Linked DNA regions of Mus musculus: regions 2 and 3 are each linked to region 1. Evidence: chromatin loops called from intact Hi-C (ENCODE). Cell type or tissue: gastrocnemius. All regions are shown on one strand.

Region 1 (2,500 bases):
GCAGCAGCAAACCACAAAACAGAAGATAAAAGAAAGTGAAGAAACCCACCAAAGCTTTAAACCAAAGCACAGGATACATGGTTATACAGCCTCATTTATATTAATACTTTTTCCAAAATAAAAAATTAAGAACATTTTAATTATGTTATAATAAAAACTAATAAATACAATTTCAACTTGCATCACCAGGAGTATTAATTATTGTTATAAAGCACTTTGATACATGTGACTCAATTATTTCAAGATTTCAAAAAATAATATAGCTGGGTATGGTGGCACAGGGCTTTAATCCCAACACTTGGGAGGCAGAGGCAGGCAGATCTCTAAGTTGGAGGCCAGCCTGGTCTACACAGGGAGTTCAGAACAACTAGGACTAGACAGGAAAACCCAGTCTCAAAATAATAAAATAAAATAAAATAAAAATTGAGAGATATCCATTTAATACAAAGAGGGACAGAAATACTTTTGCATTTGAAGAATATAAGCTTGGAACTTCAAATTATAACTCAGTCTTTTCTCACTGAAAAGTAATTGTATTATTTCTTTTAAAAGTCTGCCGAACAACAACAAATCTGTTTTCAAGCTTGGTTTGACAGTGCACACTGGTAATCTCAACAATCAGAAGACTGATAGGAGGGTCAAGACTTCAAGACCAGCTTGGGCTATACAGTAATTCAGCATTAATGTTTCAAATACAGACACACAAAAAAGTTGCTCTTTCATGCCCCAAAGGGGTGTGGCCGTATAGGAGATACTCTTAGTTGAACTGAGTCTATTTATAGTTTCTTTTACAAAAAAAAAAAAAACACTCATCAGCTATCAAATTCTCATTTTGCTTAAAATAATGTCTATCAACCTAAATCCTCTGTGCAGAATTCTCTTAGGACTGTAATGCTAAGAACTTGCACCACAACTGAAATTGTCTAGCGATCTCCGTCTCCAGGAGACTGAAAGACTGCAGAGACTCTGGAGTATCCTAGGGGAGATGGGAAAGGTGGAGGTGGGGCGAAAGGAAAAGTCCCACAGAGGAGTTAAAAGATAAAGGCTTTAAGCACTCCGTTTAATGCAAAGGGGAAAACACTGATTCTACCTATCTATAAGAAAACTTGGTGATGCGGACAATGAAAAGGGACAGAAGCCTTTAACACTCCATAGCCAGCGGGTGAAGAGAGGAAAAGGAGGCAAGGGAGAAGAGGGCGGGGCGAGGAAGGTCCCCAACGACAAGAAAGTCTTTTTTAAAAAAGTACTCTGTGTGCTTGGCCTCGGTTAGGTTCTCCTGTACTACTAAGCAGGCTGCAGGTAGAAAGAATCTTATTTTGGACAGCAGTGAGTAGAACGTTTACAATGGTAACCAGCACTGTGCAGAACATGTCGTCTCTCTCTGCCTGCTCTGGTCCAGTTCTTTGCCTCGCATTCTGGCTCCTGGGGCACTCGGGGAACACACCACCAAAGCCTGCACCACTGTATAATAGCAAAAGGAAAATACCTGAGTCCCAGGAATAACACCTGCAGCAACAGGAGGAGGAGCCACGGAAAACTGGAACCCGGGATGGGATCCTCTCTTGCTCCCGTCAAACCTCAACTCTTATGGGTGGGGTGGAAAACTTCCGCCCCGGACAAGGGAGCGTCATTTCCGTCTAAGGCCTTGACCCCGCCTCTTCATTCTGGCTACGTTCAGACTTCCTCTTCCAGGAATCTTCGGCCTATGCTTTAAGTCCTTACATGGACTACATAACCCAGCATCCACCGCGGCAGATTGGTTTCCGGGTCAAGAGGTCCGCTCTGGGTGCATCACCATGGAAGCGCTCGGTTTGGTCACGTGGTGGCCCTGGTTACGCCGGGTGGCGCCTGTGGGGTCCCAGGCTCAGCGGGGGCCATTTTGCCGGAGGCTGGCTCCGGGAGTGGAAGGCCCGAGCGGCCTGGCAGCTGACCGGAGCCGTTCCTTCTCTTCCTCTGCAGCTCGGGGCTTGGAGAGGAACTGGAAGGCTGGGCTTCATCCAGCCCTCCCAAGACGGCAATGGTTCCCTCCAGCTCTCGCTACCTGACGACCCTCCATGGCGGCCGCGCCTTCCGAGCTGCTCCCGCTGCCGCCTCCTGCGACCCCTGGTTCCTATCGCCTCCTGAGCCGCTGTCGTCCTTACGCCCCAGGGACTGATGGTCGTCGATCCGGGGGCACCATGAGAGGCGAGAAAAACTATTACTGCCGTGGGGCTGCCGGGGATCATGGCTCCTGCCCCGCGACGCCGTCGCCTCTGGCCTCGACCCTCCTGTTACCGGCGGAGGCTGTTTCAACTAGCTGGTCCGGGCCTGGAAGTGGGCTCTCGGGCGGAGATGAGGAGGAGACTCGGCTTCTTCAACTCCTGCGCACCGCACCGGATCCTTCCGAGGCGTTCCAGGCTTTGCAGGCTGCCTTGCCGCGGCGAGGCGGCCGGCTTGGCTTTCCCCGCCGCAAGGAAGCCTTATATCGGGCGCTGGGCCGAGTGCTTGTGGAAGGCGGCAG
Region 2 (2,500 bases), 110 kb after region 1:
TATGACCACTGAGGTGGGGCAGTGGTGGAGAGCGCCTTTAATCCCAGCACTTGGGAGGCAGAGGCAGGTGGATTTCTGAGTTCAAGGTCAGCCTGGTCTACAGATCGAGTTCCAGGACAGCCAGGGCTACACAGAGAAACCCTGTCTCAAAAAACAAAAACAAAGCAACCCCCCCCCCCCGGAAAAAAAAACCTCAAAATAATTTAACTGAGGTACAGAACATGACGTGATGGAGCAGGGCTGTTATTCCTAGCACTTGCTAGATGAAGGTAAGGTCAAGGGAGTTTGAGGCCTGTCTGGGCTATGAGATGTTGCCTCCAAAAAGATTAAGGAGTCGGGGGGGCTGGGGTGGGGGTGGGAATGAATGACCCTTCCTGAAGGGCAAAAACTCAAGTCTAACAAAATAACCCGTGACTACAAAATGGGTGGCTAAGATGCGGACAGGGCTGAAAGCTGCATTATACAACTAGAATTTTTCAAATCTGCGTGCTTATAATCACAGAAGCCCGCCGTATTAAAAATTCACATTTAATTCCCCTAAGGTTATTTTGTAAAAGATTTGTAACAAAAAAAGTTAAAACAGTAATATGTGGGTTTCTGAAAATCACGGATCATAGTTCGGTATTCAGTACATGGGTAAGACAAACTAGATGCACACGAGGCTCCCTCGCATCCTTACACCCCTCCCTCCCATTTCCCAGTGGCCAGCACTGTGCGCCCCGGCAGCATGCACTCCCGAGTCCTCGCCCCCGCCTCAGACGCCAGCATTTCAGGGTCCTTCTCCTCAGGTCCTCGGCCCTCACAGATCCTGTCTGGGATTTAAATCTACGGCCGCAGCTCCAGGGCCTGCCCTAGGAAATAAGGGCCGAACCCCGCGGAATCTGGGGCGGCCCAAGGGGCGGGAGAGTGGGAGCTCACGCGGGCCGCTCAGGCCTGGCCAGCACCGGCCACAGAGGGCGAGGGCGGGGGCACCGAGGAATCCGGTATGTAAGGCATCTCCGGGGGGGGTGAAGCTGCCCCGGGACGCCCCGGCCTGGCCGCCCAGATGCCTTTGGTACCGAATCTGAACCGTGATCCTGCAGAAACTTGATAATGTCCTTCTTGGGCAGCTGCTCGCTGCGCAGCTGCTCCACGGTCCATGCACGCTGCGGAACAGCCGCCGCCATCTTCCCCTGCTGCTGCCGCTGCACTGAGCCAGCCCGCCTCAATCCGGCGCGGTCCCGCCCTCAGGGCGTGGCCCGGGCTTACGCCACGCTCTAGGGGTGGGGCCTCCGCCTTTTGGAATCAGCCCACACTTTCTACGCAGCCCCGGCCCTGAAGGGTGGCCTGGGCATGCGTGGCGCGCGAGGAGGCGGGGCTTCTGCTTTGCTGAGCCTGGGGGTTTCTTCCGTCCACTCTCTGTCCCCACGGGTCCTGCGCGGGACTCCGGGGCCCGGCCGCCATGGTCCTAAACCGGATTGACTCGTGAGCTAGGGTGATGTCAACACTGGGCTGTGAGGGCCTTGTTGAGTAGAATGAAAATCTGTGCAGGTCTCTTGGCCAGCGGCATGCAGTGATGATGGCAAACCTTATTTTGATGCTTTCTGAGGCGTTCTTTGGGCAGCCATCACGCCCACTTGTTTATTATTTACGGCTTACGATGTCTTTAAAAGTACAGATTGTAAACGGTTTAAAGAAAATAACAGCATTCGGGTTTTCAATCTCATTTTAGGCTAGTTCTACTCTAATCTTATCTGGATTGGCCTAGTCCTTGCCCATCAAACAATTTCCACAAAACTAAATGCAAACCTCTCCCGACAGAGCTTTGCCTACAAATTTAGAAACTTGAATAAAACAATGTAATTACGCTGTACTTAAAATACCTCTTTACGATAGTGAGGGTGGTGTATGTACAGCAAGAGCTTCGCGTGTTTGTACTTTGTTTCAGTAACTGAGGAAATAGATGTTTACCGATTTTGTACTGGTACCCAAGACTAAAAGCAGAAAGCTGTCACTAACAGAACTGGGCAAGAACACTTACTGCTCTATAGCTGTAATCATTATGTGAGAGTTAAGATATGAAGTGTATGTCTGTAGCACTTAGGAGCCCGTATAGCCCCTTACAAGATGAGGCAGGACATTGGCCAACTCAAGGTCATTTTGGTCTGCATGCAGAGTTCCAGGCCAGAGTGGGCCTCAGAGCAAGAACCCGTGTGAAACAAAAACATACGGAGGAAAACAGAAAAAGAAATCCCACGACAAAAATGTATTTGTTTTAGTTTCTCAATGAATGCAGGGCCAGAGCACATTCTTTAGACAGACAAAACATTAAAACTGCCATTTGTATAACACAAAACTGCATTTTCTCAGCATAGATGGAGAAAAATATTATTTATCTCTACTTTTGCTTCAATCATGTTACGGTTACAAACGATGACTGAATGCTTGTCCTGGGGTCACGAAGTTATGTATCTTAACCCCGTATGTAGTATGTCGTTAGCAGTGACAGCTCATTTAAAGC
Region 3 (2,500 bases), 71 kb after region 1:
AACTGCCCAATTAAGAGGTAAAGGGAAAAGCGTGACTATTTCATGCCCAACGGGGAGGAGTTGGCTATTTGGGAGCAGAGAAGCAGTTGAAGAGGTTTATACACCGTTACAAATCATCTTAAGGGCTTGAGAGAGGGCTCCGCGGTTAAAAGCACTGACTGCTCTTCCAAAGGTCTTGAGTTCAAATCCAAGCAACCATATGGTGGCTCACAACCATCCCTAATGACACCTGACACTCTCTTCTGGTGCGTCTGAAGACAGCTACAGTGTACTTAGATATAATAATAAATCTTTTAAAAAATCATCTTAAAAAGAAACATTCTGGAGACCAGTTCTAGAGGGAAGAGTAAAAGCCCAGTTGTGAGTTCTCTGAAATTCCAAATGGAAGATCGGTGAGTGAGAAAACATTCGCTCGCTCAATTGTCTATAGTTTTACTGACGGAAGACGAGATTTTTTTTTAAAAAACGGATATTTAAGAGTGGGGACTAGGATATAAACAACTGAAGAGGGCTGCTAAGATCATCAACACCAAGCTGCCTCTCTTTGCCCTGAAAGTTTTATGCCCAAATCCTTCAGAGCCTTTAACTCTCAAGCCCAAATGGTTAGTTTCGACATGCAGAATACGATTTAATCAGCCCATACTGTTTTGAGGTTTAGAAGTTTTAGGCTGAATTTCTGGCCATTTCCTGACACATTTTTCATGTGTAAAGCCTTGGCGGTTAGGAAAAGAATTACGATATTTTAGAGGTTTTTTTTGGAGACTGACGCTGGGCAACAAGTGCTGCTTAGCACAACCGGCTTCGCTATGGTTTGGGAAGCTAAGTTTGCGACTGGAGGCCACCCGGGGCGGGGCCTCGGTTGCGCGCGTCACGTGACCGCTGCGCCTTCGGAGCCGCCGGCGCGTGCGCAGTGTGATCCCGAAGAGGCGGCGGCGGCGCTGGTGGTGGTGGCTGCGGTAGCTGCGTGGAGCGAGGCGGTGGCAGGCCCACCTTTGGCGATCTTGGCCCAGGCTTCGGCTCATGGCACCGAGCAGCATCCATAGTGAGGTAACTGGGGGCGGACGGCGTGAGGCGGGCGGCAGGGGAGGCGCCGGGACGGGAAGGGCCTGCGCCACCTCAGGCCGCACCGGGCCGCGGCCTCCCCCGCCTGTCCGGCTCGAGGCCTGGCGCGGGGCGCGCGTCTCCTTCCCAATCCCACCTGTTGGGAAGAGCAGGCCTGGGATCTGCACCTTGAGCGGCGCCTCGCTTCAGGGGTGCGGCGGGGCGGGAGCCTCAGCCTGGATTATCGAAGCTGCTAACTGCTGAGGCTGAGTCCCCTGCTTCTCTAGAGCCGAGGGCCAGAACGTTTCCCATTGCACAGCAGCGTAAGCAAGCGGGTTTTTTTTTTTTTGGGGGGGAGGGGGGGAGGGGAGGCGACGCGGACACTTGGAAACAGCCTAGTAGAGTCTTTTTTAAAAAACAATCTGCTTATATAGATTTTTTTTTTTAACCTTTCGTGCTCAGGAGTCTGCGCGGTCTTTAAGTTAGTAAATACTATTCGGCATTCCCAATGTTAAGGGATTAGTAGTAATGTAGTAAGATTAGTAATGATGCAGTAATACGGTGTAGCTTTATGCAGATTCAGATGCCCGGTGTTCACGAACTTAACACTAGAAAGCTAATCTAACGTTTTCAGAAATACTTTAAAATTTTCAGCTGGTAGAAATGGTAATGCTAGGACTGTACGGATTCATAGACAAGAATAGGAAGCTAAGGCCGGGACCCATGGCAGTTTTTTTTTTTATAGTTCGTTTGAGAAAAATAGCAACAGCTGTTAAATTCCTTACTCTTCTCGTGTTTATAATCTCATTCTAGAGTTAAAAACTGTTATTCCGTGTGTTATTCATGCGCACTGGAGCTGTGTCATGTGCATGAGAACAGGAGTACCGTGGTCCCTTGAGGCTTGGCAGCTAGTGTCTTTAACTGTTGAGCTGCCTCTCAGACCCCAGAATTTTTAAAAGACTCAATATTTAGTGCTATTTGTATCTTAAAGTTGAATTGAGGAACAAAAAATTTGAACATCGTTGTAAAAGTTAGAGTTTTATTTTCAGAGAGGAGCAAAATTGTCTGTTACGCGTTAAGAGCTCTGTGTAAGACATAATCTCTGACGATTATGGAGACATTGTAAATACATAAGCAAGGTTCAATTTCTGGGACCTAATTGTTTAAAATGAGGAAACAAGATGTCTGTGAACATCCTACTTAGTCTCTAAAAACCGGTTGCCAAAACCACTTGTTGTAATAACCCCTTTTACAGCCTAGGGATGCAGGTGACTCATCGGGGCTGAGACTCTGAGTGATTCCGGATTGGAAACCAGCTAGCTAGCTAAGGAATGACTTAATTGGTCTGTGGTAATGCTCAGTGATATATAGTGTGTTTTATATGTCTTTATGGGCATAGGCATGGGAAGCATTAGGGAAAGAAAGTATTAGAGTTCAGGTGCATCATATTTAATGAGTT

The links. A loop is a pair of places that touch in the nucleus more often than their neighbours do. Peaks named below come from ENCODE experiments on the same cell type or tissue, not always from the same donor. Only the 100,000 strongest peaks of a DNase experiment are listed, where the experiment ranks them.
Region 2: a loop joins it to region 1, with 3 times the contacts of the local background. A loop is called at or near these places in 18 of 42 quality-filtered maps.
Region 3: it touches region 1 in a loop (2.4-fold over the local background); 7 of 42 quality-filtered maps call a loop at or near these places.

What each region holds. Positions count from the first base shown.
Region 1 is chr12:64,963,923-64,966,422 of GRCm38, forward strand. Klhl28 (kelch-like 28) reads right to left here and starts at 1,614. Exons shown (of 5, transcript NM_025707.3): 1 at 1,487-1,614. Togaram1 (TOG array regulator of axonemal microtubules 1) reads left to right here and starts at 1,820. Exons shown (of 20, transcript NM_177805.3): 1 at 1,820-2,500. The coding sequence starts at 2,055. In gastrocnemius, no CTCF peak of the experiment used is centred here; DNase peaks (open chromatin) are centred at 1,226 and 1,783; H3K4me3 peaks cover 2,210 bases; H3K27ac peaks cover 1,675 bases.
Region 2 is chr12:65,072,757-65,075,256 of GRCm38, forward strand. Fkbp3 (FK506 binding protein 3) reads right to left here and starts at 1,182. Exons shown (of 7, transcript NM_013902.4): 1 at 1,059-1,182. The coding sequence starts at 1,166. It also overlaps a transcript of Fancm not described here. In gastrocnemius, no CTCF peak of the experiment used is centred here; DNase peaks (open chromatin) are centred at 979 and 1,261; H3K4me3 peaks cover 2,500 bases; H3K27ac peaks cover 2,500 bases.
Region 3 is chr12:65,035,422-65,037,921 of GRCm38, forward strand. Prpf39 (pre-mRNA processing factor 39) reads left to right here and starts at 913. Exons shown (of 14, transcript NM_177806.3): 1 at 913-1,047. In gastrocnemius, a CTCF peak has its summit at 1,103; a DNase peak (open chromatin) is centred at 906; H3K4me3 peaks cover 2,239 bases; H3K27ac peaks cover 2,377 bases.